2 separate regions of the Homo sapiens genome follow, and region 1 is linked to region 2. A link is a loop called in an ENCODE intact Hi-C map of the cell type or tissue named here. Cell type or tissue: CD4-positive, alpha-beta T cell. All regions are shown on one strand. Each heading gives the region's core, and the rest is flanking DNA. Links, peaks and the distances in the headings are about the cores only. Region 1 has its middle 130 kb from the start of ASB9. Region 2 has its middle 64 kb from the start of EGFL6.

Region 1 (16,294 bases), core at 3,578-11,577, 1.6 Mb after region 2:
AAAACAGTGTAGAGATTCCTTAAAGAACTAAAAGAAGATCTACCATTTGATCCAGCAGTCCCACTACTGGGTATCTACCCAGAAGAAAAGAAGTCATTATATCAAAAAGATACTTGCACACGCATGTTTATAGCAGCACAATTCACAATTGCAAAAACATGGAACCAACCCAAACGCCCATCAATCAACAAGTGGATAAAGAAACTGTGATGTGTGTGTGTGTGTGTGTATATATATACATATATATATATGTATATATACATACATACATACATATATATGATGGAATACTATTCAGCCATAAAAAGGAATGAATTAATGGCATTTGCAGTGACCTGGATGACATTGTAGACTGTTATTCTAAGTGAAGTAACTCAGGAATGGACAAGCAAACATCTTATGTTCTCACTCACAAGTAGGAGCTAACCTATGAGTATGCAAAGGCATAAGAATGACACAGTGGACTTTGGAGACTCAGGGGGGAAAGGGTGGGAAGGAAGCGAGGGATAAAAGACTACAAATAGGGTGCAGTGTACTACACTGCTTGGGTGATGGGTGCACCAAAATCTCACAAATCACCACTGAAGAACTTACTCATGTGACCAGACACCACCTGTTCCCCCATAACCTATGGAAATTAAAAAATTAAACACACACACACACACACACACACACACACACACACACACAGTGAGATACCACCTTATCCCAGTCAGAATGGCCATTGTTAAAAAGTCACAAAATGATAGATGTTGGTGTGGATGTGGTGAAAAGAAACGCTTATACACTGTTGGTGGGAATGTCATTTAGTACAATCTCCATGGAAAACAGTATGAAGATTTTTCAAGGAACTAAAAGTAGATTTACAATTTGATCCAGCAATCCCACTACTGGGTATCCAACCAGTGGAAAATAAGTCATTATGTAAAAAAGATACCTGCACTCATATGTTTATTGCTACATAATTCATAATTGCAAAGATACAGAATCAACCTAAGTGCCCATCAACTGCTGAGTGGATAAAGAAAATGTGGGATATATATATATATATATATATATATATATATATATATATATATATATATATATCACTCGGCCATAAAAAAGAACAAAGTAGTGTCTTTTGCAGCAACTTGGATAGAACCGGAGGCCATTATCCTAAGCAAAGTAACTAAGGAACAGAAAACCTAATACTGCGTGTTCTCACATACAAGTAGGAGCTAAGCTGTGGATACAGAGGGGCATATAGAGTAGCATAGTGGACACTGGAGGCTCAGAAAGTGGGTGAGTGGGAAGGGGATGAGGGAGGTAAAATTAACTATTGGGTACAATGTACACTATTTGGGTGACAAGTACACTAAAAGTCCAGACTTCACCACTATACAATTTATTAATGTAACCAAAAACCACGTGTACTCCTAAACCTATTGAAATAATAAATGAATGAATGAGTAAAAGAAAGTAGTCTTATTTTAATGATGGAGTATGTGGAGCACAGAGACTGATTAACCTCATTTAAAAAAAATAAGTGCTCAATAAAATGACATCATCATCATCATAATATTTTTATTGCAATTCTAATTTCATTAGTAGAAAATATCTACTTAATATACCCCAGACCATTCATACACACAAGAGATAGGTCTAGATGGGATGCCAAGTGGAACAATACAAGTGTTACTTTCTTAAGCTTCAAAAGTAAAAGGTTTTGGTCATTTAATATTTAAATATCAAACTACTCACATTTTGCAGCTGAAGTATTCTAATCCTGAAATAAGCAATGAGCTTCATTCTGGAATAAGAAGAAAATATATGAGAACTCTCTTACAAAAATAGCAATTCTACTGCTAAGAGAAAAAAAAACATACTCTTGTTGCCAGTTGGTTTGCTGATAAGATGAAGTAGTTGAAAGAATGGTGGTTAAAGTTGCTAGTTGCTTTATCCAAATGATGCTGAAACACTCTGCATCCCTTGCTCTACAGCATTAGGACTCCCTTGTCATGGATGTTAAATGACCCACACAACAGGAATTGCACTTTTGAATGTAGCATTTGTATTGCCTGAGATAAAAGATGGGAGGCAACAGTGAATGGCTAAAAACTCTAAGCTATTATTAATATTAACAAGCTGATGTCAGGACGTGCACATAAACCTTTCCATTTTACTTGATTTTCACAAAAATCAGAACATTACATTTATTTTGCATATTTATTTAGGTTGAAATTATCTTTTGTTCACCTGTTGATCTATGAAGAAAACAATACCCACACATTGTATCTCTGATTTTAAAGGTCCATAAATAATCTTATGGGATAAGTGTCATCAAATTAACGAACAATTTCTTTTTTTGAGATGGATTCTCATTCTGTCACCCAGGCTGGAATGCAGTGGCATGATCTTGGCTCACTGCAACCTCCGCCTCTCGCATTCAAGCGATTCTCTTGCCTCAGCCTCCTGAGTGGCTAGGACTACAGGCACACAATACCATGCCCGACTAATTTTTGTATTTTTAGTAGAGATGGGGTTTCACCATGTTAGCCAGGCTGGTCTTGAACTCCTGACCTCAAGTGATCCACCTGCCTTGGTCTCCCAAAGTGCTGGGATTACAGGCATGAGCCACCCTGCCCGGCCAAATGAGCAAATTTTTAAATAAGTTAGTTATTTCCTTTTCTAGAGCTCCAATTAATCTTCCACTGTCATTTTACAGCTTCCTATTTATCACAATTTTTATGGATAAAAACTTTCTCTGTCTTCCCTTAAAGATACTATAAAGATTTTTATGACCCCCACCCCCAATCTCTACCAGAGAGGGCCTTCAACACACATTCATCTGGGCTTTCAAGTAGTTGTCTTTGGCTGCGTTCTCCAACAAATGAACCCTGAGACAAGTAAGATATTGGGGAGGCAACCTCTAGAAGCACTGGTAGGGGAGAGGAGAAGGAAAACAGGAAAGGGAAAGGGGAGATCACTGGATAGATTGCTGCTATGAGCAGCTGGATATCACTCCAGCTTGAGACCTCTGGCGATGATCTAGAACATGTCTCTGAACCTGAGGGGCACAGAAATTAGCATATTCCTCATGTTAGTCATTGGCTGAGGGTGTTCCTTGAGGCTTAATTGCTTGGCACACATGGCCTGTCCAGTGCATGAACAAGTCTGCTTCCATAGACAGAGAGTCCAGTATTTGCAGTAGAAAGCCTTTGAGAGTTGTATTTGTTTCCAATGACTACAAACTTAGTGGCTTAAAACAACATAGATTTATCATCTTATAATTTTTTGAGAGCAGCAGTTTAAAATGTGTTAGTAGGGCTGCATTCCTTCTGGAAACTTTAGGGGACAATCGGTTTCCTTGACTTTCCCAGCTTCTGCAAGCCACCTAGATTCCTTTGCTCATGGCCCTTCTTTCATTTTTAAAGCTCTATCTCTTTCTCTGATTCTGACCTTCCTGCCTTCCTATTATAAGGATCCTTGTGACTGCATTGGGCCTATCCAGATAATCCAAGATAATCTCCCCATCTTAAAATCATTAACTTAATAATGTCTACAAAGTCCTATTTTTCATATAAGGCACCATATGCACAAGTTCTGATGATCTGGACATGAATATCTTTGAAGGCCAATTGTTCTCTACCTACCACAGGGGATACAACAATCTTTTTTTTTAATTTTTTTATTTTTTTGAGACGGAGTCTCGCTCTGTCACCCAGTGTCACCCAGGCTGGATTGCAGTGGCGTGATCTCTGCTCGCTGCAAGCTCCGCCTCCCGGGTTCACACCATTCTCCTGCCTCAGCCTCCCGAGTAGCTGGGACTACAGGCTCCCACCACCACGCCCGGCTAATTTTTTGTATTTTTAGTAGAGACGGGGTTTCACCGTGTTAGCCAGGATGGTCTCGATCTCCTGACCTCGTGATCTGCCCGCCTCGGCCTCCCAAAGTGCTGGGATTACAGGCATGAGCCACTGTGCCCGGCCGATACAACAATCTTGAATGGCCAGGGGATATGTGGGACTCCAACGGGTTTCCTTCCAAAGATAGCCATTGGGGGATAAATGTGATTAGTTGGTCTTTGAATTCTTTATAGAAGGCAAAAGTAGGTGCTGCATAAATGACTGTTACTTTTATTCAATTAATAAAGACTGGCATTCTCCAGGTCTCCTGTAATGTTGAAAACCCCTAATACACATAATATCAAGGGGGATATCTGGTTGTTATTTTAGCATTAGACTTAAAATGTTTTGATGCCCAGGATCACAGAGGAAAATAGAAAGCTACAATTTCTATTTCATGTCAGTTTTATGGGGAAACAAAAAGCCTCAAGACAATCACATCTTTTTTTTAGGGGCCCATCTAATTTCAAGAAGTTTCATAGAAAAGCAAAAAAAAAAAAAGTTTTCCTGGGGAACATTGCTGTTCTGATTATGTAAACAAAAACAGCAAGCATCCACACAAGTGTCGAGAAATATAGGGAGATGAAAGTCAGAGTAAAGATTTTGCCTGCCATGATGGCCTCCTGCAAGATGAGCCAATAGCTTCAAAATCTGGAAATCTTAATTCTTGCTGAAAAGAATAAAGATGAATAAGCAGGAGGGGAAGAAACTGCAGCAGTCACCAACAAAAAGGGATAGCTATCCTTGCTGTTCTCTCTTTCCCTCCTTTCAAAAGGGGCTTTGAGAAAATTATTTCCATATTCTTTTTATGGTTCTAGAATAATATATTGAGTACTCTATTTCTGGAATAATTTATCTAGTGCTTCATATAAATGCAAGTCTTATGCTAGGTGTGTAAATTCGGAGGTGGGCAAGAATTGGGCTCTATTCTCAAGCTGATCAGTCCAGTTTGAGTAGATAAAGTTAAACAATTTCAGAACATTGTGATACTTCCTATTTGTGGAAAATTGAATTATTTGTCCCTAGTTTCTCACTCAACTGAAGTAGCATTATATACTCACACTCTTACTTCCCTGACCTCTTGACATTGGGTTTGGCCATGTGACTTGTTTTGGACAATTGGATGTTAGTGGCTATAATACAACCAGAGGCTTGAAATGTGTTTGCTCTATTGAGTTTGTCCTTTTGCAGTCTGGTGCATTGCCACAAGAAGGATATGCCCCACACAGTTACTGTTTCTTGATCCTGGGTATCTGAATGGGACATGTGGGGTTCACCCATGCTCTGGGTAGCCACTGGTCCAGGGAAGATACGACACATGTCAAACAAAACTGGATTCAACCTAGAGCCTAGATCTTGAGATCTGGAACCTAAAGCCTGGAACCTGGAGCCTGGATACCAGCCTAGCCCAGTCTAGTTGCACCCAAACCACAGAATTGTGAGCACTAGAACAAATGACTGTTGCTTAAAGGTATTGACTTTTGGGGTGGTTTGGTATGAAGCATTATTGTGATACACTATTATAGAAGCTGGGGATGGGGAACCCAGAAGGTGGAAGAAGGGAAGACTAGCGATCAGTACTTAGAGAAATCAAAATGGTAGCTGAGAAACAAAATGAAACACACAAAAATAGGAGAAAACATAAGAATCTTCCCATGGTAGTGCCCTCCCTTCCTTAAATAATAGAGCGCCAAATGAAGTCTTCCAAGAACTGGGTCATCCTGGAGACTGCAGACATAAAAGATGAGATGTGGTCCTGATCTGTGCCCCATGGGACCTCTCAGTGAGACCTCTTCTCTTCCACCTCTGCTCTGGGTCTCAAAAGGCCTTTTATAGAAATTAATTGGAAAGGAATCACAACCTAAAAAGCTCCACTTAGGCCGGGCATGGTGGCTTACGCCTGTAATCCCAGCACTTTGGGAGGCCAAGGTGGGGTGGGTCACCTGAGGTCAGGAGTTCGAGACCAGCCTGGCTCACATGGAGAAACCCTGTCTCTACTAAAAATGCAAAAATTAGCCAGGTGTGGTGGCAAGCACCTGTAATCCCAGCCTCTTGGGAGGCTGAGGCAGGAGAATCACTTGAACCTCAGAGGCGGAGGTTGCAGTGAGACAACATCATGCCACTGCACTCCAGCCTGGGCAACAAGAGGGCAATTCCATCTCAAAAAATAAAAATAAATAAATAAAAAGCTCCACTTAAAGAAGCCAAAGGGCAGAGCTTTTTTTTTTTTTATCGTTTAGTACCTGTATGTGATAATCTTCTCCTTGTGAAATTTGAAAAAATGACTCTAAATGACAAAACCAGTTTGCTACAGCAATACAAGTCCCAGCGTTAGGCACAGATACGGGATCATATTAATATGTTTTTGCTGCAATGAAAGCTTTTCAGTCACTGTAGTTCTCAGTAGCCTCATTTTAAAATGTGGAAACTAAGCTGGCAACCACTAACAGAAAAAATGCTATAGTCTTCTGACTGGATGTAATTTCAAAAAAAATCTGGAAATCTTTTTCTAAAAGCCCCTTAAATCATAGTATATAGGGGCCTATCATCCTTGTATAGTTTTTCTACTGATTAGATTTCTATATTTCAGTGAGACAAGTATATAAAACTACATCCCAGGTAATACTTTTGAAATACTCATCTCTGTCAAACCCACATTGCAAATACATTAAAAAATGAGTAAAGATGTCTATGCTAAGGTCTACATGGAAATATGAGGATGGGAGAATACATGTGTATTCAAGTGAATGTATATGCTAGGATCTCTGAAATATTGTTTCTGTCTTGAGTTGATTCCTTTCAAGCTTGAGTTACAGTTTGTGTGTATGTGCGATGCCCCTGAATTACTAGCTTGTATCATCTGAGCACAAGGTAGAGATTAAGAAGATGTCCTCTACACTTCCCCATGCACGCATACACACACGCAACTGGAAGGAAGTCAAAAAAGAGAGTGCTCCCAAAGGTCAGCGCAGTCAGCCCTGAAGAGGGAGGTCTCCTCCCTCACTACCTAACTATTCTGCATTTTCTGCTTTATCTTTCCCACTTTCACCTCCAAGCCCTGCACCAGGGTCTGCAAGTTTATCAAGTGAATCACACCCCAGAAGCCCTGTCAAGGCTTGCCCTTTCTTATCAAGCCTCCTAGCTCAGACTTTGAAAGATGCATAGTACACGCGGGTGGAGAAAAGGTCATTTTGAAAAGGGTTTTAATCAAATACGCCACACCAGTCACCTAGAGCCAAGTTGTTTTATGTGGGTGATTACACAACGACTCTTCAGTTCTTTCTGTTTCTCTTTCTTTCAGTAACTTCTTTGTGGCTCCAATTGAGATCTTCAGAGTGAGCCTTCACTATTTAATCTAGCAGCTGACCACAAACCATGTCACAGGCAGAAAAACAGAAGCATAAGGACTAACTCATCCTGAATTAATGAAAACTCTTGGAGGAAAGGGTTTTTGGTGTGTGTGTGTGTGTTTTTAAAGATCTTACAAGGAAAGCAAAACTTCAAATCAAAAGAAAGCTGTTGTCAGCTATGAAGGCAGCACTGGCAAAGTTCAGGAGACTAGCTGAACTCATTTTAAGCAATTCAATATAAAGGTGACTCCTTTCTGCCCTTTCTCACTTGGTTTCCCTCCTTCTGAATGAAAGTGTCCCTACTGTGACAGGTGAGGACAGAGCTCTTGAGTTGAAATATCTGCAAATGGTCTGTGTGACCTTGGATAATTGTTTTGACAAACATGAGACCACATCTTTGTATGGTATAAGTTCATAAAGACCTGTTTCAACATAAGCAAATAGAAGCCAAAATATAAGGAACGCATTGTATGTGCAGGGTTTGTATCATTGGAAGGTCAGACCATGAAGAGGTGGATTTGGCCTTTAGTTGCTGACTCCCACCCCAACACCAGCCCCATTCCCCAGCCTTCTCTAGGAAGCCAGCTCCCTACCACACTCTCCCCATTCTTGCTCTCAGTAATTTCTCCCCATTTTTAAAAAAACATAAATCTATACAATTTGTCCTTAATTGAAATGAGCCAGAGTCTCCCCCCTCACTGCCTTCTTATTCTGCATTTTCTTCTTTTTGTTTCCCACTTCCAACTCTCATTTAAAACAATCCTGGTAGTGGCGAGGTATAGTAGAGCACCAGTTCCGAAGCCTCAATCTGAATCTCATCTCGCCACCTAGTGGCCACGTAACCCTTGGCAACACACCTTTGGAATTGCACTTTTTCAGTTGAAGTGCGGTGATAAACAATTTTGCAAAGAGGAGTATTTTATAATAAAGTGAAATAATACATGTGGAATTGTTTTGAAAATTATCTATTACTAATGTGAAGTTATGATAACTAGTAAGTCCCCTTTTTATTGGGAGTTTGGGTTGGGATTTTCTCTTACTTGAAAATATAAGCACCACAAACACAGCTTCTAATTGATATTCTGTTTAATCTTCTGCCCCTTCCACCCCTTCATTCCATCTTCTGCCATCCAGGACTTAACTCAGATCAAGATTAACTCAGACCAAGATTCAGGAACAGAGCTAAGTCCTTAAGTGGCAAAGTCAAACCAGGAATTTGACTAACATGAAGAATTGGGAAGAACCACCTGGTGGCACTGAACCTCGTAGTAAATCCAAAGAAAAGGTAACTTTAAAGGATTCTGGAAGATGAAGCAACAGGCTGAGACAACAGGAATGGGAAAGAAAGTCTCAAACAGAGCTTTGCAGTGTGTCTGAGATCAGCCCCAAAGACCTTGTTTTCTTAAGGACATCTGACTGAAATGTATTTGGACTCAGCTGTGGATGTTCTGTAGAAGCAAGAAAAAAAAATGGTTTTTTTACTGAAGAAAAAGTACAATTCTGTAATCTTGTTCTGAATATGTTTTCTATCCTGAGATTCCTTGCCCATCAGGGAAATAGATTCTTGTACTTTGAACAGCTGCCTGAGAGTGGAATAGAAATTTTGTATAAAGCTGAGGCTCTGAGGAGACCTCAGGGACAGAGTTATATCCCCAAGGCTGTAGCTTTTATCAGTTTTTACCTCTTGTCTGGTGGTTACGGATGCAACTAGCTATGAATACAAAAGGCTTCTGTTTGGACATACTCCTAGCATTTTCTCATAGAAGAATTTTCCCCAAAAAATAATGGCGATAGTGCTGACCACTCAAAAAGTCAGAATCTATCCACTTCTGGCCCTAACCATTCAATCACAAGTCAAAGGGGCATGCATCTGAAGATCTCCTCATATCACTCATACAATGTTCCTTGATAATTTGGCACATGATCATTTTGGCCAAGTGAGTGGACTTGATTTTAAGGACACCAACACTACTGCCCGTTTCCATAGCCACGTACAAAGTGGCCCTGGTCTTCATGCAGTTATAAGCACTTTGAAGTCATCTAGGCATTTCCCTTCCAGTGGGCTAGTAGTCGGGAATTAATTTGGCTTGTGGTCCATATGTTGGGAATATGTAGTTAGGAGTTAAATTTTATTGTGATCAGGGGACTGTAGCAAGTCATTTGCAAAAGAATTGAATTGTCTATCTTTCTTGGACAGAAGTAGAAATGTTTTTAGATAAAAATATGATTATGATTTATTTGGATACAAATTTCATTCTTTCTCTCTCTCTCTCTCACCAAGATATCCTGTTTAGTGTTCTAGCAATAACTGTAGTGTGTAAGCTCCCCCCAAACATGTGAGCTGACGGACTCTAAATCTCTCAAAAGTATTAACTTATTGATCCTTAAACATCCACATCCCATGCTAATTTTAATTTGGTGTTATTTTAAATTAGCAATAAATTGACATATCTTTATACATATATATGCACAAAAAGGATAAATAGTATAACCAAATCAGCTAGTATTTTGCAGGCAATTTGTCTTGAGGCTGATGTTGGGATTAAGTTATAGCCAAATCAAGTAAAGATAAGAAGTACCAACCATCCAACCAATCTGCTCATCTCCTTTACATAGTAAAGTAGCCTCAGGCCATCCAGGCATTTATTCAATAAATCTAGTGTCCCACACTAGAGGGGAGAAAATAGTGACCATTCTCAAGACATGTACAGCCAAGCTGACAGCCTAAAGTGTGCCTCATCCGTAAAGTGGGGATAATACAACCTGCTTTAAGGTGTGTTGTGAAGGTAAAATAAAACAATATGAAATGTGACTAAATGAAATAATATGAATACATAAAATAATGTGAAATATAAAAAATACTGTGAAATCTCATAAGTTATTAAACTTAACAAGCTTAACACTTAACAAGTGTTAGGCATCATTCCTGCCTGTGGGTGATGTTATGAAGAAATTTGGCTAGTGTTCCAGAATGGATTACAGATGGTGAGGTTAGAAACTTATTCTTGGCAATGAGAATCTCCATTCGACTTGTTCCTGTGAAGCTGTGATAGCTATATTAGAAGTCAGTAGGTTAACATTATTTATACTAAAGGTAGTTGAGCTAGATGTAAATGATTAGATGTAAAACTGACAAACAGACCAAAAAGGAACTAGAAAAGTACTAGAAGAGAACATAGGTGTATTTTTAATCATCTGGGGGTGGAGAAAGCACTTCTAAATATGACACAAACTCTAGGGAGAAATATCTGAATAATGATAAATTTGCTTCTTTCAAATGTAACACTTCCACATATCCAAAAATTATAAATGCTAAAATAAAAATGGCAAACTAGGAAAAAATATTTGTTAACACATATAAGAGACAAAGTTCTTTCAAATCACAATGATAAAGATAACTAACTCAATAGATAAATTATCAAGGATGTGAACAATTCACAAAAGAAAAAAACTAAAGCCCAATAAACATTTGAAAATACGGTTAAACTCACTAGCAATTAATAAATTTCAAACAACAATAAAGAAGTAGACATCCATATATCAAAAAGTTTGGCAAAGCTTAAATAAATTAATAATATCCAATGGAGGTTATGAGTGGTTTCCAAGAATATGGTTTCATCTGCACATATTCTTGGAAAAAATATAAATTCATATAACCTTTTATAGTTCAAGTTGGCAATGTATATAACCTCTCAGTGGTATAATCTTTTACCAAGAAATTATTCTTCTAGGCATTTATCCTAAAGTAATATTTGGAATGATACACAAACACATAGATTCTTGTGTATTCACTGCTACTGTAGTAGATAGAATTGAGAATACTCCAAATGTCCACTAATAGAGATTTTGTTAAGTAAATTGTGGCACATCTATTTCCAGGGTTTCTCAACCTCAGCAATGCTGAACTCGTTTGTGAGGGCTGTCCTGTGCAGTGTAGGATGCTGAGCAACATCCCTGGCCCTCACTCATCAGTACCTTCTGCCCAGTTGTAACAACCAAAAATATCTCCAGAAGTTACCAACTGCCCCCTAGCGGGCAAAATCCCCGTCCCCACAACCCCAGCCCCTGGCCGCCGTAAATTAGGAATCACTAATTTAAGTGAATATGATTCAGTCTTTAAAAAGAAGGTATCAGAGCCACACATATTGGCATGGAAAGATAAGCATGTCATATTGTGAAATTACATAAGTGATTGCTGCATATTGTGTACCGTATAATTTGATTTGCATAAATAAAAATAATTTTGCATAATTATCTCTAGGGAAAAATCAGAGAGTCCTGGTAAATCATTGGTCAGCAGCGATGATCCTAAGCCTCTAATCATGGACATGGAGGAATGTCTGTGTTTGATGTGAACGCATCAGATATTCTCTGATTCTCAGGTTCTCTCCTCTCTACACAAGGGCATTCAAATGGGCAAGGATTCATGAGGGAGACATTCAAAACATTACAGAGAATAATTTCATGAAAATATTCTACTTTTCAAAGGGATCTAACTTTGGCTTTAAGGCCATTGTTTTTAAGCTTTTGCAAAATAGATTCATAATGATTTCTAGAAGAATTTTTGTAAGTGTGAAATTCCTTTTTCAGAACCCATCAACTGATATTTAGTTCACCCCTCACCCCTGCCTTTTCTCCAATCCTCTGGGCTTTTTTTCTGCTGTATTTACTTAGTATTTCTCTTTGTTGCATTTCATTCATTTTTGCACTGACCTTTCTTTAAAACAAAGAAAATGCAACCTTGGAACCTCGGAAAGACAAGCCATTTAAAACATGAAGGTCTCTAGTGCTTTTCTCAGGTGCTGATATCTATCTCGTAGACTACAGAGAAGAATAATTTTCCAGCCTTTCATTGTTTAAAAATAGGCAATGGTGATCAGAGTTTTTGGAATTTAAAATGTCTAGAGCTCAGAGAGTGATGGAGGTTGGGAAGCAAATATGAGTTGTCCTGCCTTATCTATCTTTAAATGAAAATAGAGAGGGTGACCACATTAGCTGTTGAATTCTCTAGGTCTTCAGTGTCAAATAAAATAATTTATTTGATTGAGAGATTTCTTTAACAGGAGGCCCCGTCTGTGATAGAAAGAACAAAATTAACTGTTATGCTTCATTTGTTTTCATTATCTACAAAACAGCATGTCTCTAAGATCAAACAGATTTCATTCTTTTCTTCTTAATGCAGCTTTGGCAAGTGTCTCTGAGGAGAGAAAAATCTACTTTCTCTTGCAGGCCAAAGAGCCTGTAGGAAATAAGGTAAGGGGTGCACTGGATTAGGGATTTTAAAACACAAATTAGATAGCATGATCATATTTAAAGGATAAATTGTTCAATAGACATCACACAAACTTCTAGAAATGTCAAATGTAGGAAAGGCGTTCCTGGAAATGATGAAAGAATTAGGTTATTGGAAAGAGAAAGATTAGATGAAAACTAATTATGTGCAAACAAGGAAACCTATATTCTGTTGCGTTGAATGCTCTTTGTATAAGCAATTGAGAATGAGCTTCAGAGTTTTTTCTTCCAGTGGGCTCTATTATTTCATACCAGAAGCAACTTTAAATAATTCAAAAGTGAGTTAGAAGGTAACACACACATAGCAGATTTTTACTAAGAGTAGCTACCTTGCATAATAACCAGCCCTGGAGGGTCTCACTAGGCACCATGGCTGAAAGACCACCTGTATACCAAAAAAGTTTCCAAATCTTTACCTCCACCTCAGCCTCACCTCTGAACTCTAGACTTCTGTATCTCAGGAACTCCTCAACATTTCCTCTTGGATATTTTTGTAGGCGTCTCAAACAACATGCATAAAACTTGCCCTTTGACTTCCATTGCACAGCTGTTGTCCCCAGTGTCCCCATCTTGGTAAATGGCTCCACCATTTTTTTAGTGACTCGAAATCAACCTCGACTCCTCTCCTTCTCTCTTGCCCCCAAGCAGTTAGTTCATCAGCAAAATCCCATCAGCTCTAGTTTCAAACGACACCTGAATCCAATCCTTTCTCACCACCTCCCCACTACCACCATCAGCTTTCTCACCTGAAGATCTACAATGGCTTTCAAATGGTGTCTTTGCCTCCACTCTTGTTTCCCATAGTTCTTCTACCCCTAGAGGTCAAGGAAATAAATTTAATGCATGTCAAATTCAGACATTTCCTTTCTCAAAATATTCCAAGGGCGTTATATCAATAGAAAAAAAGGCCGGGCGCGGTGGCTCACGCCTGTAATCCCAGCACTTTCGGAGGCCGAGGTGGGCGGATCACGAGGTCAGGAGATCAAGACCATCCTGGCTAACACGGTGAAACCCCGTCTCTACTAAAAATACAAAAAAATTAGCCGGGCGCAGTGGCGGCTGCCTGTAGTCCCAGCTACTCGGGAGGCTGAGGCAGGAGAATGACGTCAACCCAGGAGGCGGAGCTTGCAGTGAGCCGAGATCGCGCCGCTGCACTCCAGCCTGGGCGACAGAGCGAGACTCCGTCTCAAAAAAAAAAAGAAAAAGAAAAGAAAAAATCCCAAGTTTTTACCATGGCCCACAAGACTGACTAATTCAGCCCATGGCTACTTCTGTAATTTCATCTACTTCATGTCTCCCTTTTTTGCTACACTCCAGTCACACTGCTGCCTTGCTGTTCCTCTAAACTTCCAAGCACCTCCCTGCCTCAAGGCCTTTCCATTGGCAGGCCCCTCTGCAGGAAATGCTCTTCCATCAGTGAACCCCATGGCTCTCACCCTCACTTCATTCAAGTCTCTGTTCAGTGTCATCTCCCCAGAGCAGCTGGTCTTGGCCATTCTCTCTGAAAGAGCAGTCCTACCACTTTTTGCCCCTTCTCTGTTTTATTTTTCTTCACGTCACTTAATATATTTGTCATTATATATCTATTTGTTTATTAACCTCACATCAACCTTTTTTCTGGATTGTCTGTTGGTAGTCAGAACCATTCCCCCCTCACCTTAATCTGCTCTTTCCACAGGGGCTGGGGACCTGAAAACTACATTCTTCTGAGTCTCTTGCCTACTGTATTCCACTCCAGGTTCTGATAATGAGAATCAATGAGATTTAGAAGGCAAGAGCAAAGTAGAACCATCATTCCTTCTTGGTTGATGGCAGGCAGAATCACAGCACAGATGAGGTTTTGCAGCAGCTTCCTGCAATTCCTGACCTGGTCAGCACTGGCAACATCCTCAATCCATGAAACCTAGTGACAAGACAGGGATCTAGTGTGCGTCTTCTCTGGCTCCTCCCACCTTTCTAATTGTTTTGTAATACTCAATCCTTGCATTAAATTCCTTGAATACCTAGAGTGGTTTCTGCTTTCCTTACAGAATCCTAATACACTGCCTCTGTAAAATGTAATAACTTTGAGGGAAGCTACTTTATCTTTTTCACTCTCAAATCCTTCCCCTTCTCAGCCTGGCTCTGTGACCCTGGAGAGTCTGTGCTCTCTTGCCAACTGGTTTCCACTGAGTACAGCCAAAGTAAGGCACTGCAGAAACATCAAAAAGTGGGAGATACTTCTTATTTCCTTCCCACTTTTCAGTGTCAATAATAAGATTGAAGTTTTCATGGCAGAGGAATGTTCTTCTCTTTTTAACTATATTTTTCTTCACCATTATTTCTGATCATTCTTTCTTACGTTTCTAGTAAATGGCTATGCGTAGCCTCTTTTTTTTTTTTCTGTTTCGCTTATTTTTCCTCTCAAAATGTCCATCTTTTTTTTCTTTTAAACTTTCTCTTCCAGGAAAAGTCCACAATTTTGTCTTCTAAATTACACATTTTCTTTTTAGTCATGTCCAATGTCAAGAGAAATTCTAATAAGTACTTTAAATGATTAGTTATATTTTTAAATATAACTTTTAAAACTATACATATTTGATGTATACAACTTGATGAGTTTGAACATATACATATGCCTGTGCTTATGAAACCATCACCACAGTCAAGATACTAGACATATTCATCACCTCCAAAAGTTGCCTTGTTTCCCCATTCCCTTTTTTTGCCGGTGGTAAGAGCACTTAACTTGAGCTCTACCCTCTTAGATTTTTAACTGTATAGCACAGTATAGTTAACTCTAGGCACAAGGTTGTACAACAGTTCTCCAGAACATATTCATCTTGCATAACTGAAACTTTATGCCTATTGAACAACAACTTCCCATTTCCCTCTACCCCACCCTTTGACAACCACTAATATACTCTCTGCTTCTATGAGTTTAACTGTTTTAGAGATTTCATATAAATGGTGTTATGCAGTATTTGTTCTTCTGTGACTGGCTTATTTCACTTAGCATAATGTCCTCAACATGGATAATGTTCATGTTGAGGATAATGGATAATTATTCATGTTGTCACATATGGCAGGATTTACTTATATTTTAAGGCTAAATAGTATCCCACTGTATGTGTGTGTGTGTGTGTGTGTGTGTATGTATATATATATATATATATATGTGTATATATGTGTATATATATATATATACACATATATATATATCACATTTTCTTTACCCATTCATCCATCAATGGATATTTAGGTTGTTTCCCTATCTTGGCTACTGCGAATTATGCTGCAATGAACATGGGAGTGCAGATATTTTTTTGAGGTCCAGATTTCAGTTCTTTTAAACCTATACCCAGAAGGAGGGTTACAGTTATTTCTAATTACCAAGATCTTGTTTGCTGATAGAATTTTTTATTTAAGCTGTATGTTCTGCTTATGACTGCAATATTTGTTTTAACTTCCTGAGATTATTAATCAGACTTTCAGTTCCTCTTCATTTCATATATACATACATTCATACTTAATCCTGTAGGTTCATTGCTGTGCTGATTTGCTTTGGAGCCCATCTTTCATGCTGTTGGTGATTCTTGGCTGCCCATTCCTGCCTAGAAACAACAATATAAATTGATGAATATTGATACCTAGTGACAGTTTCTTCAGCAACAGAGGATCACTGCTCCCCTGGCATTCCCCGCCCCCACCCCACACTCCCTCCCACATTTCACCTATGAGTAAGAAGTCAGGCTTCCTGTTGTGTCTTGATTTCACCCTTTGTGT
Region 2 (16,294 bases), core at 5,433-13,432:
GTTTGAATTGACCTTGACTACCCAGTCATGGGAATTTAGCAAATTGTTTCTCTTCCCTGAGCCTCAGTTTCCTTGTCTATAAAAAGGAGACATTAGCTACCTCATCAAGGATTAAGTGAAGTAACAAGTACAGACAACATAATAAATGGTGAAAGATTTATATGATGTGAAGAGAGAAATAGAACTGCCGTTCCACCCAGCAATTCCACTACTGGGTATCTGCCCAAAGTAAATCATTATATTAAGAAGACACTTGCACTTGTATATTTATTGCAGCACTATTCATAATAGCAAAGTTATGGAATCAACCTAAGTATCCATCAGCACATGATTGGATAAAGAAAATATGGTACATAGACACCATGGCATACTATGTAGCCATAAAAAAACAATGAAATGATGTCTTTTGCAGCAACATGCATGGAGCTGGAAGCCATTATCCTAACTGAAATAACTTAGAAACAGAAAATCAAATATCACATGCTCTCGCTTATAAGTGGGAGCTAAACAATGGGTGCACACGGACTTAAAAATGGAAATATGAATGATAGACACTGGGAGCTCCATAAGGGGGAAGTGGAAGAGGATGAGAGTTGATAAATTACCTATTGGATACTATGTTCACTATTTGGGTGATGGCTACATTAGAAGCCCAAAACCCACCATTACATAATATATCCATGTAACAAACTTGCACGTTCCCTGAATCTATATTTAAAAAAAAAATACAAACTATAGTGGGTGACATAGAAGAACCCCTTTATTAGATACCGGCAGTGAGCCAAGTAAGTTGCTATGTCACAGGCTGGCAAACTATGGCCCAAGGGCCAAATCTGGCATACTGCCTGTTTTTGTAAATAAAGTTTTATTGGAACACAGCCAAACCCATTCACTACTGTATTGCTTATGGCTGCTTTCATACTGTGTTGGCAGAGGGGAGTAGTTGCCACAGAGACTGTGGGGCCCTGAAAAGCCTGAAATATTTACTACCTGGTTCTTTACAGAAATTTATTTCCCACCCCTGTGTTAAATGTTTCCCCAAAACCACAGAGGTAAATTATATTGTCTTCCCATTTCACAGGTCAGGAAACTGACACATGCAGAGATTAAGGACTTGCTCACACTGCTGTTATTGAATTGGATCTTGATCCCAGGTCTATCTCAATTCAAAGTTTAGCAACCACTCTACAATGCTTCTTCAAAAGATATATGAATTAAATCTGAACTCTCATAGCCTTAACTTCCACTTCTGCCATAACATCTCACTTTCAACCATTGATAATGATTGAGCCTTGAATATAGACATTAGTGTCTCTTACATTCATTCCAGCATGCTGTTACATAGCTCCTCCAAAAGAAACCACATCTCAACTTCAAACCAGTATATCAAACTGCAAGTCAGGGAAATGGATGAAACTATGGCATTGTCAGAGTCAAGAACTGTGAAGGATCTGAGATTTGATCCTACTAGCAGTCTCATGAGTTAGTCTGCCACAGTTTCATGGATTCTGGCAAAAGATATGAGACTCTTGGGTCAGAGACAAAAGAGACTTCATTATTCTCAGAACTACAAGCAGCATGAGTTTTCATATTCACATCAGATCCTTCTCACTTCCCGAGTCCCATGGGAGTTACACAGAGTGGCCCAGGTAGATGCCGTGTATGCAGTGGGTTTACATCACAACTGAGGAATCCTGAGTTTAGGAAACCCAAATCTTTGACAATGGACGGTAGGTAAACCTGCCTGACTTTTGCTTGAGAGACAGATATTATCTTGGTTATACTTGACAGCAAACAAACTTGCCCTCAGTTCTGGAAGTAGATGTTCTTTCTACCTTTCAAAGGATGCTATACAAACATCCTTGACAAAAATGTGCAGAACAAAGGTTGTCAGCACCTCTGCCAGCAAGACAAAACTGTAAAGGTCGGTGGAGAATTGTCTCCCAACAGTCATTAACAAAAGCTCTATGTCTCTGTGTTCTATGTGTTGAGTGATTTTTACTTTCTATAGGTTTTCCAACTGGTAAATACTAAATTTGCCTCTTCACAAACCAGTGCACTGTGAACTTGTCTTTGCAATTAGTAACAAATAATTTTACTTTATTTCAGCTTTGTGTGCTCTCTTCTAAGAAAAATAAGCACTTTCTTCTTTTATTTCATGAAACATTACAGTGAAGAGTCTAAGGGTTTATTATTCTGACAGTCCTGCCAAGGCTGAAAATCTCAAACTGGTCCAAACGACCCAACTGTCAGTTCCAAGTCTTTAGCTCTTCTCCATGCAGTTGAAGTTCTTAGCATCCAGGAAAAGCAGGCAGAAGCTGTATAACTTAAAGCAGGGAGATAATCAATCTTGCTAAAGCTGAGATGGGTGTGGGTGTGTGGGTGTGTGGGTGCAGGGAAAGAAGCGGCACCAGGCAGGTGGGAACACTGAAAGCAGGTACTATATAAAGTCTCATCTGAGTAGCCAAGCAGTAGCAATAGTGTGGTGTCTGATGCCAGCTAAATACAATGCCACATAACTACCTTTTCAGTGCAAAAAATCATTTCTATCCTCTGAAATGCTTGTTGCCATCAGATGTCATGAGAACAAACTGACACGATAATATTTAAAGCCAATAGTAAAAGATAGATTTCAAGGGAAAACATATGGACTGAATTTGCTCAATGCCCGACTGTAAGCAAAGGAAAACAAAAACATGCACATTTCACATTGTCAAGGAAAAGGCAGAAGCATATCTTTACTCAAAATAAACATCGCCAGCAGGTGCAAAACATACATACGTTTACTCTCCACACTTGCTGATGCGACTGCCAAGTAAACATGCATGTAAGCTTGTAGCTGAGGATGGCAAACAGAAGCATACATCTGTCAAGAGAACAGACTTCACTCGTCTTCACTGGGTGGTTCACTTCCGAGGGGGCTCTTCTTCTAGCCGCTACTGAGTCAGGGTCCATGTCTACACAAGGGTTTAAAACAGGCTTATTTTCTATATATTTTAGGAGACTGGACCACCCCATTTTAATGGCCAGACTGAATGCATTCAGTTATACCAGGCTAATTATCATCCCACTCTGGACATTGTAATAGACTATGAATGTCACATCGCAAATGAATGTCACATCTCAAATCCTGCCTCTAATTTCCTTTTTCTCTTTGTCTCCAATGACCTCTTCTACTCCATATTGGCCACATGGTCACATCCTAAACTTTACCCTTCATCTGAAAGAACACCTATTGTCATCTGTGAAATCACAAATTCAAATATCTGGCACTCTGACTACATATTTCCTCTCCAATACTTTGGTTCTCCCAATACTTTGGTTCTCCTGCCTCAACAGGCCCATTGGTCCCTAAACTTCCTCCCTCCCAGACACTCTCTTCCTTTCTTCACTTCCTTTCCTATCCAGCTCAGATAACTTGGACCTACATTTCAACCATTCTTCTGCCAAGGTCTTCATTCCCCTTGCCTATTGTCCAGCTCTCCAATCAATTTGTCAAAACCCCATCCTCAGTGGGTCCAACTGTCTGCCTCTTCTAATGCTACTCAGCAGAATTAGAAAAAAACTATACAATCTCTCAGATTTGCACTACAACAAATTTATAGGATCCAAAATCAGTTGGGTCTTCAATGTTGCTACAATCTTTGTGTTTCCTTTGTCAAATCTTCGTCCCATTTTCCATATCAACCATTTAAAACATTCTTCCATCTCCATATGTATATAATGATATATATACATAATGACAAGCAATTGGAACTAAACTATGTCCATTGTAAAGGGATTAATTAAATAAACTATGATACGTCTACAAAATGGAATAGCACCTATCAATAAAATGGAAAGATCTCCAGGATATATTGTTTCAAGTGAAGGTTCAGGATAGTGTTTGTCATTTCCTTTATCCAGATGGGCTAAATTACGTGCAGTGACAAATAAACTATGACATTGTTACCAAAACTCCAGCTGAATCTTCTGTGTTATTGGCAAAAATACCCATGTATTTAAGGTCCTTAACTGAAGTGAACACCTAATATGCACAAGTTATAAAAGTGGTTAACAAGGACATAATAACTAGCTCTGTCTAATATTTCAGTTCTCATAAGTAATCTAGATAAACTGCTAAAAATGAATAAAATATAAATAGGATAAACACTATAGGTGAACTTTTTGTGTAATTTAAAAACTTGATATTATTTTGGATGCTCAGTAGATGTCTGCATCATTTCCAACTAAGAAAGGGTGATGATATGGGGAAACAAGTTTGTTCTTTTTTAAAATTATGGAATGTTCTCATGTATTAAATGCTAATGTTTGATAGACAGTTCAGGATTTCTTCCTAGGTTTTCACTAAAATTTAAGGTTACTAAGAATAAGAATTCTAGTTAATACATAATTCTGTATATAAAATGTGCCAAAGAAGATGTGTTCTCATTGAGAAAAATAATAATTTTGTCTAATTCAGAAGTTATATAAAGGTGAATTCAATCACACCTGTAATCCCAGCACTTTGGGAGGCCGAGGCGGGCGGATCACAAGGTCAGGAGTTCAAGACCAGCCTGGCCAACATGGTGAAACCCCGTCTCTACTAAAAATAGAAAAATTAGCTGGGCATGATGGCAGGCATCTGTAATCCCAGCTACTCAGGAGGCTGAGGCAGGAGAATCACTTGAACCCAGGAGGCAGAGGTTGCAGTGAGCCGAGATCGCACCAGCCTGCGTGAGGGTGAGACTCCATCTCAGAAAAAAAAAAAAAAATTGGACTTGGAAAGGTTTTTTATGAAACAAGATAAAAAGGAACCAGTAAGTAGGGGAAAGAGATGTGAAAAAGTTAAGACTGGCCCTCTATGTTAGAAAAAGTTTTCCTTAAAATACTGATTTGCTGTTAATAAAATTACAAGAGGTTTTGATTTTGATTCTATAATCTGTTTCTTTTTGGAAACTTCTCAGATTCATATCTCAGAAGTGCAACTTTGTTGTGTCTTGCTGCTTTCAGCCTTTTTTCTCCCCTTCAAAACGGCTGAGATAACCCTCTCCTTCAACTTTTTCACCAGCTCATGTAATTTTTTTCCTCCAGTTCTACCTGCTGTTGTAGCCTGATGCTAAAATGTTTTTCTTGAAAGTCTAGAAAAGCAGTGTTTTTCTCCAGCATAACTTGATTCATTTGCTCAAAGTACTAGTTATCTAGTTTCTTGTTTCCTCTATAACATAAGGTTCACTCATGACCCTGGACATGCTCTTCCTGTGTCTGATTAATTCAAGTACCCTTTTCATCAGGTTTGACTTTCAGGTTATTTAAACGTGCTTCCCCTAAGGAGTAGCAATCACACTGCAGAAGGGCTTTCTTTGCCTTTTAGTAACTGGCCTAAGAAACAGATTTTACGTTTTATCACAAGAATTTCTGTGTCATCATTATTATTAGGTATTTGATTGCTTAGAAAAACTGAGATTTAAAAGAATTAAGGTTTTTCCATCCATGTAACTTTCTGCATTGTTTTTGAAGTCCTTGTGCTGTTAAATTATAGGGCTTTGACTCCTGGGTCTGAAAAGGGCGCTGACACCCGCTAAATTTTGTTTGTTTGTTTTTAATTTTTTTAATTTTAAAAAATGTTTATGGGTTCAAGGCAAGTATATATATTTATGGTATACATGAGATACTTTGATACAGGCATGCAATAAGCAATAATCACATCATGGAAAATGGAGAATCCATCCCCTGAAGCATTTATTCTTTGTGTCACAAACAATCCAGTTATACTCTTTGAGTTATTTTAAAATGCACATTTAAAGTATTAATGACCATAGTCACGCTGTTGTGCTATCTAATACTAGGTCTTATTCATTCTTTCTATCTATATTTTTTTTGTACCCATTAACAATTCCCACTCCCCTCACCATCCCGCCAACTACCCTTCTGCCTCTGGTAGCCATTCTACTATCTCCTTGAGTTCAATTGTTCTGATTTTTAGATCCCACAAATAAGTGAAAACATGCGACGTTTGTCTTTCTGTCTGACTTATTTCACTTAACACAATGATATTCAGTTCCATCCATGTTGTTGCAAATGACAGGATCTCATTGTTTTTTATGGCTGACTAGTACTCCACTGTGTATATGTACCACATTTTCTTTATCCAGTCATCTATTGATGGACATTTAGTGTGCTTCCAAATCTTGGCTATTGTGAACAGTGCTGCAACAAACATGGGAGTGCAAATATCTCTTCAACATACTGATTTCCTTTCTTTTGGGTATATCTCTAGCAGTGGGGTTACCAGGTCATATGGTAGTTCTAATTTTAGTTTTTTGAGGACCATCCAAACTGTTCTCCATAGTGACTGTACTAATTTACATTTCCACCAACAGCATACAAGGGTTCCCTTTTCTCCACATCCTCGCTAGCATTTGGTATTACCTATATTTTGGATAAAAGCCATTTTAACTGGGGTAAGATATCAATGTAGTTTTGATTTGCATTTCTCTGATGATCAGTGATGTTGAGCACCTTTCCATATGTCTGTTTGCCATTTGTATGTCTTCTTTTGTGAAATGTCTATTCAAATGTTTTGCCCATTTTTATGGGATCATTAGATTTTTTTTTTCTATAGAGTTGTTTGAGCTCCTTATATATTCTGGTTATTAATCCCTTGTCAGATGGGTAGTTTGCAAATATTTTCTCCCATTTTGTGAGTTGTCTCTTCACTTTGTTGATTGTTTCATTTGCTATGCAGAAGCTTTTTAACTTGATGTGATCCCATTTGCCCAATTTTGCTTTGATTGCCTGTGCTTGTGGGGTATTACTCAAGAAATATTTGCCCATTCCAATGAACTGAAGAGCTTCCCCAATGCTTCCATTTAGTAGCTTCATAGTTTGACATCTTAGATTTAATTATTTAATCCATTTTGATTTGATTTTTGTATATAGCGAGAGATAGGGGTCTAGTTTCATTCTTTTGCGTATGGATATCCAGTTTTCCCAGCACCACTTATTGAGGACACTGGCCTTTCCCCAGTGTATGTTCTCAGCAGGTGTTACCTTTTCAAGTCAGACTGCCTGGGTTCTTCATTTTGGCTCAATGATCTATTTGCTTCATGACTTTGGGCGAGTTATTCAAGACCCCTGGCCTTCAGTTTCTTTATCTGTAGAATGGGTACCACAACAGCAACTATCTCATAGGTTTGTTGGTAGAATTCCACGAGATGGTACATGTACTTTGCACCTAGGACTAAGCACTTGAACTAATACCTGGTATATAGTAGGCCCCCAATCTGTGTTAGTTACACTGCCTCTGGTATAAGGGCAAAATAGCTGTGCAATAAATGTTAGCTGTTGTGATTACTTAAGCCTCATCAAGACACTCTGGGGACATTTTGAAAGGAAGGGTGGCCAGGCGTGGTGGCTCACACCTGTAATCCCAGCACTTTGGGAGGCCGAGGTGGGTGGATCACTTGAGGTCAGGAGTTCAAGACCAGCCTGGCTAATATAGTGAAACCCCGTCTCTACTAAAAATACAAAAATTAGCTGGGCATGGTGGCACGTGCCTGTAATCCCAGTTAATGAGGAGGCTGAGGCAGGAGAATCACTTGAACTCAGGAGGCAGAGGTTGCAGTGAGCTGAGATCACACCACAGCACTCCAGCCTGGGCGACAGAGCAGACTCTATCTCTAAAAAAAAAAAAGAAAGAAAGAAAAGAAAAGGAGGGTGGCTTCTCCTCAGACCCCTGCTTTCTCCCTTGTCATTCAATGATTGGGGAAGATATGAAGGTCCAAAGAGTCATAAGCATTGGAGAGACACCAGAAATGTGTTATCCACTCAGTCCCTTCCTCTAGGAAGCTAATTCTAGAGGAACCCAGGTGGCCTTCCCTCCTGAGCACCCATCCAGCTCTTCTCCAAGCACCAAACCTTTACCAAGGAGGAGGAACATGAGAAGGTGTGGTCTGTATGGTGGCCCCTAATGACTAACTTGCTCTCCTTCTCTTTAATTCAAGTCACTTTCCTCTCAGTCCCTCCTGAGTGGGGGTGATACATGGCACAGGAGCCATTTGTAGGCTCCAAAGTCATTGAGTTGTCACCTGCACACTCTACCTTCTGAAGCTGAGCACTGGGCTCATTCTCCTAGCACCCTTCACCTAGTAAAACTGCATGTGCAACATTATGACGGTAAGATAAATCGGACATAGCTGACTGCATCTTACTTCTGACCTCCACACTGTCCTTGGTCATTCCTGAGCATGGACCAAGCTAACTTTGAGAGGAATTTAGTTTATAGTTTAACTTGAAAGCAAGGATGATAATAGGCCCTACATAAAACTAATGCCCTCCTTGCTCAGGACCGAAAACAACCCAGGTAAGACTAATGATAGGCAACAAGAACAGGATTTTGAGGGGGGCCTGAACTCTGCTAAAACGTAGATGTAGTTTCCATAATCCCTTCCTGCTCAGGAGTCGTGTGGCCAGAGGTCACAAGATTTGTGACTTCCCCAATTGCTCGTATAGACAACATCGTTATTGTAGAATTTAGGATTGGTTTTTTGAGACATCTTTCAGACTGACCCCATACGGACTCATGACTCATGACTCAACTGCCCCTGTGGTCCCATCCAGAGGCCAATTCAGTGTATCAGGACAGTTTTCCACATCTCTATAATTTCATCCCCAGCCAATTAGCAACACCCATTCTCTAGCCCCCTGCCCACCAAATTGTCTGTTAGAACCCTAATCTCTGAGCCTTTGGGGAGATGGATTTGAGTGATAACTCCAGTTCTCCCATGTGACCAGTTTCATGTCAAACTCCTTCTCTACTACAATGCAGCAGTCTCAGTGAAATGATTTGTCTGTGCAGTAGGCAGGAAGAAACTACTAGGCAGTTACACTAGGACCCACTTCCAGAGCGTATGACCTGTGCAGTTTCACAAGGCCCTGCACTCAGATGGGCCCTGCACTTGGCTTGATGGTCTAGGTCATCTAGACCATCTAGAAATTCTTAATTTGTGAACCAGGAGCCCCACATTTTCATTTTACACCGAGCCCCGCAAATTATGGGGCTAGCCGTTTCTTCTTCTGTAGAAACTTGATTCTAACCCCAGAACCCTGCCTGGGACTTGCTATTAAGGACTCTGTAGAAGCACGAGAACATATTTTAAAAATAAATAACAACAGCAAAAACAACAAAGGTAATTTTTAAGAAGGGAAAGATTGCTTTCCAAAATAAAGATGTCTGACATCGGCCAGCAGATGTCGCTCTTGCTGCGTGGCAGAAGAGGGGATTTTTTTAACAGGCCCCACTTATTTCAGGATTTTTGAGCCTTTAAGGAGGCTTGCTTCAAAGGAGCTATATCTAAGAACTTCCATTAGGACACTTTGATTTCTTTTGATGAAGATGTCATCACAAAAGGAAAGCCACCATCAACCAAATCTAAGTGGAAGAGCTGCAAATAAGAATTATATATTATTATTATTGTTATATATATATTATTATAATTATTATTCTTATAAAAAAGGTTTTTTGTTTTTTGTTTTTTTGAGACAAAGTCTCACTCTGTTTCCCAGGCCTGGAGTGCAGTGGTGCGATCTCAACTCATTGCAACCTCCGCCTCCTAGGTTCAAGAGATTCTCATGCCTCAGCCTCCCAAGTAGCTGGGATCTCAGGTGTGTACCACCACACCCGGCTAATTTTTGTATTTTTAGTAGAAATGGGGATTCACCATGTTGGCCAGGCTGGTCTCGAACTTCTATCCTCAAGTGATCCGCCCGCCTCGGCCTCCCAAAGTGCTGGGATTACAGGCATGAGCCACCGCACCAAGCCTATAACAAAGTATTAATTCAGCTATTTAAAAAATAAATAATGCAGCTAAGTGCAACTTCTTCAGATAGGTTGACATATCATTTTTAAACTGTATTGTTCTCTAGAACTGGTGGTTAAAACAGTGAAGAGTACCTGTAGTCCCAGCTACTCGGGAGGCTGAGGCAGGAGAATGGCCTGAACCCGGGAGGCGGAGCTTGCAGTGAGCCGAGATCGCGCCACTGGACTCCAGCCTGGGCGACAGAGCGAGACCCCGTCTCAAAAAAAAAAACAGTGAAGAGTAATAATATTTTCTCAATGTGTTCCCTGCTGTCTTGAAGGGTTGAATTTGTTGCTGACTAAAATGTCAAAGGTTAAAGTCGAGGAGAAATTCAATGCCTTTCATTCCAGGATTCATAGTGAAATGGCAGAAAGAATCTAACGTTTCCCTTGGATGTGGTTCCTAATTTGCTGGAAGGTCCCAGCTGAACATATACTCCCTGTTCAAGCTACATCATCCCTGTGTAAATAGATATTGATGAAGTAAAATGAATTGTTGCTAGAAAGACTATTGGTTGCTAAGACCAAGCTCCATTCTTAGGTAATGGGGTCAGTCTTTCCAATATGAAAATGTCACCAGTACTAAAGCAACAGTTCATCATAGAAAGACGGTCAAATAGCTCTCACAGTCTCCCAAATGAGTTATTTTATGTGTTGAGAAATTACAAATTTTCAACTGGAATTTATTATTGTGTTTAACACTGCAAGATCAGCAAAATTATAGTACATAATGCAAATATATCTGAAAACAGTAACGCAAAACCAAAGTGATAAAAGCTCCTGGGTTTCTTTAATGCAAATGGTGTTGGTTAGTCCATCATGATCCAACAATCCCTAAGTCAGCAGCCTGGGAAGCTAGCCTTCCAAGTTTCTGGGCCTGAACCAGTTACCCAAGATGTATGTGTAAAAGGCACATAATTTATTAAATATTATTTTGACAAAGCCAAACAAATTAATTATGCTTACAAGAGGATGCACAATATACAACTGTATTACATCAATAAAAGGTGAAATGCTACTGAAAGTAGAAATAGCCTTACCAAAATGGACCACAGGCATCAATTTGTACAATCATAGAGTGGACCGGGAGAGCTGAGCATCTCCAAAGAACATCCATCGATGACCTTCACTTCTCCTCTATGTCGACCACCATCTTCCGTAGCTCCACTCTGAATCCGCACTAACCCATCATTGCCCCCCATCTCCAGCCTCTTAAATCTCAAGCTGCAGTCTCTTATCCTTGCCTCATCTCCAACACACCTTCTCTTTGTGTTTATGGAAGAGGCTTCTGTTTCTTCCAGTTTAGCAGCCCACTCCTGGCATGATTTCTCTACCCAGCATAGATCATATGGCTGGCATTAAACATTTTCTCATCAACACACCCAACTCCCCTGTACCACTGTCCTACCACCAGAAGCAACCCATGAAACTCCAAACCAGGATCCTCACTCTGCCTTTGCTCTCCAGCACATGCCGGAGGTAATTCCACTACCTGCAGTAGGACAGGTTGGTGCAATCACAAAATCCTGGGCTCCAGCCCCAACTGATCCCTCAGGGAGGATGGAAACCTTTTTATCTATGCTTTGTCAGCTTTCTCATCCATCACCCCCTGACTGTCCAAAACATTTAATACTCTTCTCAATTCCCACACCTACCACTTTTAGCACATGGTTCACTTCCTAAATCTCCAGGAACAGAGTTCAGCAAACCCCAAACTCCATGGACTGAATCTATCCCAATGCCTGTTTCTATAAATAAGGTTTTATTGGAATGCAGCCATGTCCCTTGGTTTACTTATCATCTATGGCTGCTTTTGTGCTACGATGAGAAGGGCGAATCATTGTGATGGAAATTGTGTGCCCCCAAAACCCTAAAATAATTGCTGTCTGGCTCTCCATTTAAAAACTTGACCAACTACTGTTCCAGAACAGTTAGGCCATTAGGTATTGCTTGCTGCCTATTTCCTTCCAATCAATGAACTACTTAGGATCTGAACCTGTCCTTATCCTTTCCTATCAATCCCACAGGATGAGGAGTCTCTCCTCAAGGCCAACCCTCAGTCTCTGGTTTTGACCCTAACCCTTCTTTTCTGAAGCCTTCTCCATCAATCACCCATTCAGTACTCTGTGTCTTCATCCTCCCCCTCACCACTGGCATTTTCTTTAGGTCTATAAATCTCTTCAAGCTTCCCACTCTAACATGCCTTCCTTGATCCTTCCCTGTGCCCAGCTACAGTCTATCTCCATCTGCTCTTCTCAGCTCCTTGAGAGGGGTCATCTACACTAGCCATCTCCCCTTTACTCTGCAAGCAGTCTGGATTCTATCCCAGTGACGCCACCAAAGCTGATCTGAAATTGATGACAAATCACTGCCATACTATGAAACCCAATGAACTCTTTTTTGTCCATTTCTTAGTGTGTTTTCAGCTGTATTGGCCACTTGCTCCTTGACATTCTAGACTCACTTCTCTGCCCCTGACCTGACATTGCTTTTGCCCGCTTTTCCTTCTATCTCTGACTCCCTATATCTATCTTTTATGCTCTCCTATGTCCACTCTTTAAATATTGGTCTTCCCCAGTGTCTCCCGTGGCCCCGTGCTCTGCTCTCTCTATAATTTTTTTGCATATTTTCATGCACTCTTATGACTTTGGCTGTATCCTGTAAATGATGACTTTCCACTCTGCATCTCCAGCCTTAGCACTCTTTCAAATTAATATATCTGACTGCCTGCTTAGAAAGTTCCATGTGAACTTCCTTTGACCAGCTCAAGTTCAGCATATCCAAAACTGCACCCATCAACTTCCCCCTGGAACTGCTGTTCCTAGCCTCAGTTAGTACATCATGACTTACCAATCCCAAAGCTGGGAACTTGAAAGTCCTCCCTGACTTTCTGCTCATTGTCAGGCAACACATCCCACAGAGTTCATTTTCTAGCTGTAAGAAGTGTATCCATACTGACTACTTAATATGTGTTATGTGCACTGGTGGTTTTTATGGGCCTCAACTTACCTTTTGAGAGGACCCTAATGCACTCATAGATTTATGAAACCTCAGATATGACCCAAGTAAAGGGTCAGCTAAAAAATATCCTTCCACTATGGCAGATTGTAGTTCTTTATGGGTAAAATGAGAGGTTGGGACCATGTGATCACTGAATTCATTCCTAACCTGACAAACCAGTGTTCTAAGAGTCTAGTGAAATGAGAGTCAAGACTGAGGAAAGACCACATAAAATAACAGTAATAATGCAGCTGTAAATCCAAACATATTGACATGGAATGGTCTCAAAGTAAATTAAAATTTTAAAAGGGCACGTGCAGAATATTGCATAGTTGTTGTGCAAAAGTTTTTGATATGCAAAAAGGATATCTTAGGTCCGTTATGGTGGCTCACACCTGTAATCCCAGCACTTTGGGAGGCTGAGGAGGGATGATTGCTTGAGCCCAGGAGTTCAGGATCAGCCTGGACAACATGGTAAGACCTCATTTCTTTTTTTTCTTTTTTTTTTTTTTTTTTTTCAGAGGAAGTCTCGCTCTGTCACCCAGGCTGGAGTGCAGTGGCAGGAGCTCGGCTCACTGCAAGCTCCGCCTCCTGAGTTCATGCCATTCTCCTGCCTCAGCTTCCCAAGTAGCTGCAACTACAGGTGCCTGCCACCATGCCCAGCTAATTTGGTGAGACCTCATTTCTACAAAAAACACAAAAATTAGCCGGATGTGGCGTGCACCTGTAGCCTCAGCTACTCAGGAGGCTGTGGTGGGAGGATCATTTGAGCCTGGGAGGTAGAGGCTGCAGTGAGCTGTGATCACACCACTGCACTCCAGCCTGAGTGACAGAGTAAGACTCTGTCTCAAAAAAAAAAAAATGCAATGACAGGACAAGAAATAACTGTTTAATGTATTAAGCCCCTGAGAACTGGAGGTTGTTTGTTACCCAAATTAGTGTTAGTTTCCTTAATATAGTGACATGACAGAGAAGTATTTTAACAGAGTTGAGGAGATAACAGCTAGATTGTTGTGGGTTTAGAAATAAAAGGAGGGGTGAGGAAGTGGAGACACTGGGTTGAAATTGGTCTTTTGACAGAAAATGGAAGAAGTGAGATAAGAGAATAGCTTGAGAAGGAGGCAGCAGTATGGGACAGTTTTTCCAGAAGAGGGAGACTTGAACAAATATTTACACCTTAGCACACAGCACAGTACACAAGAGATGCTATAAGTAACTGTTGAAGTAATGAACAAATGTATGAACAAGTGAATTAAAATGTTGAACATATCTTACCACTTCTGAGGCAAATCTCAGGAATATTTTATTGGGGAAAGAGGAACACCCAGGAATTTAATGTAAATAATTCTTTTATTTATTTATTTATTTATTTATTTATTTATTTATTTATTTATTTATTTCAGACAGGGTCTCACTCTGTCACCCAGACTGGAGTACAGTAGTGCAATCACAGCTCTCTGCAGCCTCAACCTCCCGGGCTCAAGCCATCCTTCCACCTTAGCCTCCCAAGTAGCTGGGACTACAGGCACACACCATCACACCCAGCTAATTTTTGTATTTTTTATAGATTTGGAGTCTCACCATGTTGCCCAGGCTGGTCTCAAACTTAAGTGATCTACCAGCCTCAGCTTCCCAAAGTGTTGAAATTGTAGGCGTGAGCCTCCACACTCAGCCTAAAGAATTCTTTCATGAAGGGAAGCACATGATAAATGAAAGAAGACTGCAATGGGGTCAAAGGTCAAGAAAGAAATTTGGCAGCAAAATGAGAGGCACCTCTGAGCTAAGGGATCATTTGTCTTCTCAGCAGACAGGTCTGAGCGTGAGATTTTGTGAATGGTGTCCTCCTCTAAGGAGAGACTGTGGGTTCCTTGTGTTTCCCACAGCAGACTGTGAGGGGAACCTCCTGGATGCTTCCTGGGACCAGCCATGCAAGGGTCACTCTGGCCTGCATTCAATTTCTCATACTTTCAGGAATTACAGGCACTTTTCAAGTTAAGAAGTCACTCTAAAAAGAATCACGAAGACATACTGACATTGTGATAGCTGCAGACTTCTTAGGGACTCTCAAAGTGTGAAGGAAGGGAAGTAAAGGCACCAACACAGCTTCTTAGAGCCTTTCCTCCCTCCTCTTTAATACAAATGGTAGCACGTGGCACATGCTGCTATACCCTTTGCTTTTTGCATCTAACCATCATCACAGGTTGCTTACTGTGAGATGAAGATTTGTATGCAGGAAGTTCATTGGTGGGGACCCTGCAGATCAAGACTTCTGGGAGAGTAAAGGAAGTCAGACTGGGCAGAGGGAGGATTTGGGCTGCTATGCAAGTCACAACAAAGACCTATGCAATCCTGCGAGAGTTCTAGACTTGGGAGGGCTCTGACGAGTTGTCTCAAATTAGCACAAAGAGGCTAGGCCTTTATAACCTCACACTGATCAGTCATTAGAAGTGGGCTGCCCAAGAAAGGGGTCACAAACTTGGAGAGGTGGCTTTCTTCAGCCAAGGGCAATTTCCAGACGGGAATTCAGCTGTAAAGTGTCATTTGCCAACTTTTCCAGCATCCGAAGGGATAAGTGCTTCAGTCCTGGGGAAGTGGGGGTGGGGTTATGGCTTGGAGTCCTTTCCATATTGATATAAAAAGAGCTGCCTGGTTCTTTTTCAAAGATGCATGGTATTCCATTGTATGAATGTATAATAGTTTATTCACTAGTTATTCAACATTTAAAATTTTTTAAAAATTTTTTGTGGGTACATAGTGTATATATTTATGGGGTACATGAGATTTGATACTGGCATGCAATGCATAATAATTACATCATTGAAAATGAGGTATCCATCCCCTCAAGCATTTCTCCTTTGAGTTACAAATAATCCAGTTATACTCTTATTTATTTTTAAATGTATGATTAAATTATTATTGAATATAGTCACCCTGTTTTGCTATCAAATACTGGGCCTTATTCATCTATCCTAACTATTTTTTGTACCCATTAACCATCCCTGCCTTCCCTCCAGCCCCTCTGCCCCCAACTACCCTTCCCAGCCTCTTGAAATCATTCTTCTATTTTTTTTGAGACAGAGTTTTGCTCTTGTTGCCTAGGCTGGAGTGCAATGGCGCGCGATCTCAGCTCGCCGCAACCCCTGCCTCCTGGGTTCAAGCGATTCTCTTGCCTCAGCCTCCTGAGTAGTTGGGATTACAGGCATGCACCACCATGCCTGGCTAATTTTGTATTTTTAGTAAAGGCAGGGTTTCTCCATATTGGTCAGGCTGGTCTCGAACTGCCCGCCTCGGCCTCCCAAAGTGCTGGGATTACAGGCATGAGCCACCGTGCCCGGCCCATCCTTCTATTCTCTATCCCCATGAGTTCAATTGTTTTGATTTTTAGATCCCCAAAGTAAGTGAAAACATGCAATGTCTGTTTTTCTGTGTCTGGCTTATTTCACTTAACATAATGAT

Evidence for each region. Peaks named below come from ENCODE experiments on the same cell type or tissue, not always from the same donor. Only the 100,000 strongest peaks of a DNase experiment are listed, where the experiment ranks them.
Region 1: it touches region 2 in a loop (4-fold over the local background); 3 of 110 quality-filtered maps call a loop at or near these places.

What each region holds. Positions count from the first base shown.
Region 1 is chrX:15,135,446-15,151,739 of GRCh38, forward strand. No RefSeq gene overlaps it. Among named protein-coding and RNA genes, the nearest start is that of ASB9, 130 kb to the right of the region's middle. In CD4-positive, alpha-beta T cell, for the core only: CTCF peaks have their summits at 8,108 (motif pointing left) and 11,241 (motif pointing left); a DNase peak (open chromatin) is centred at 8,056; H3K4me3 peaks cover 469 bases.
Region 2 is chrX:13,497,546-13,513,839 of GRCh38, forward strand. No RefSeq gene overlaps it. Among named protein-coding and RNA genes, the nearest start is that of EGFL6, 64 kb to the right of the region's middle. In CD4-positive, alpha-beta T cell, for the core only: CTCF peaks have their summits at 9,249 (motif pointing right) and 9,452; a DNase peak (open chromatin) is centred at 9,256.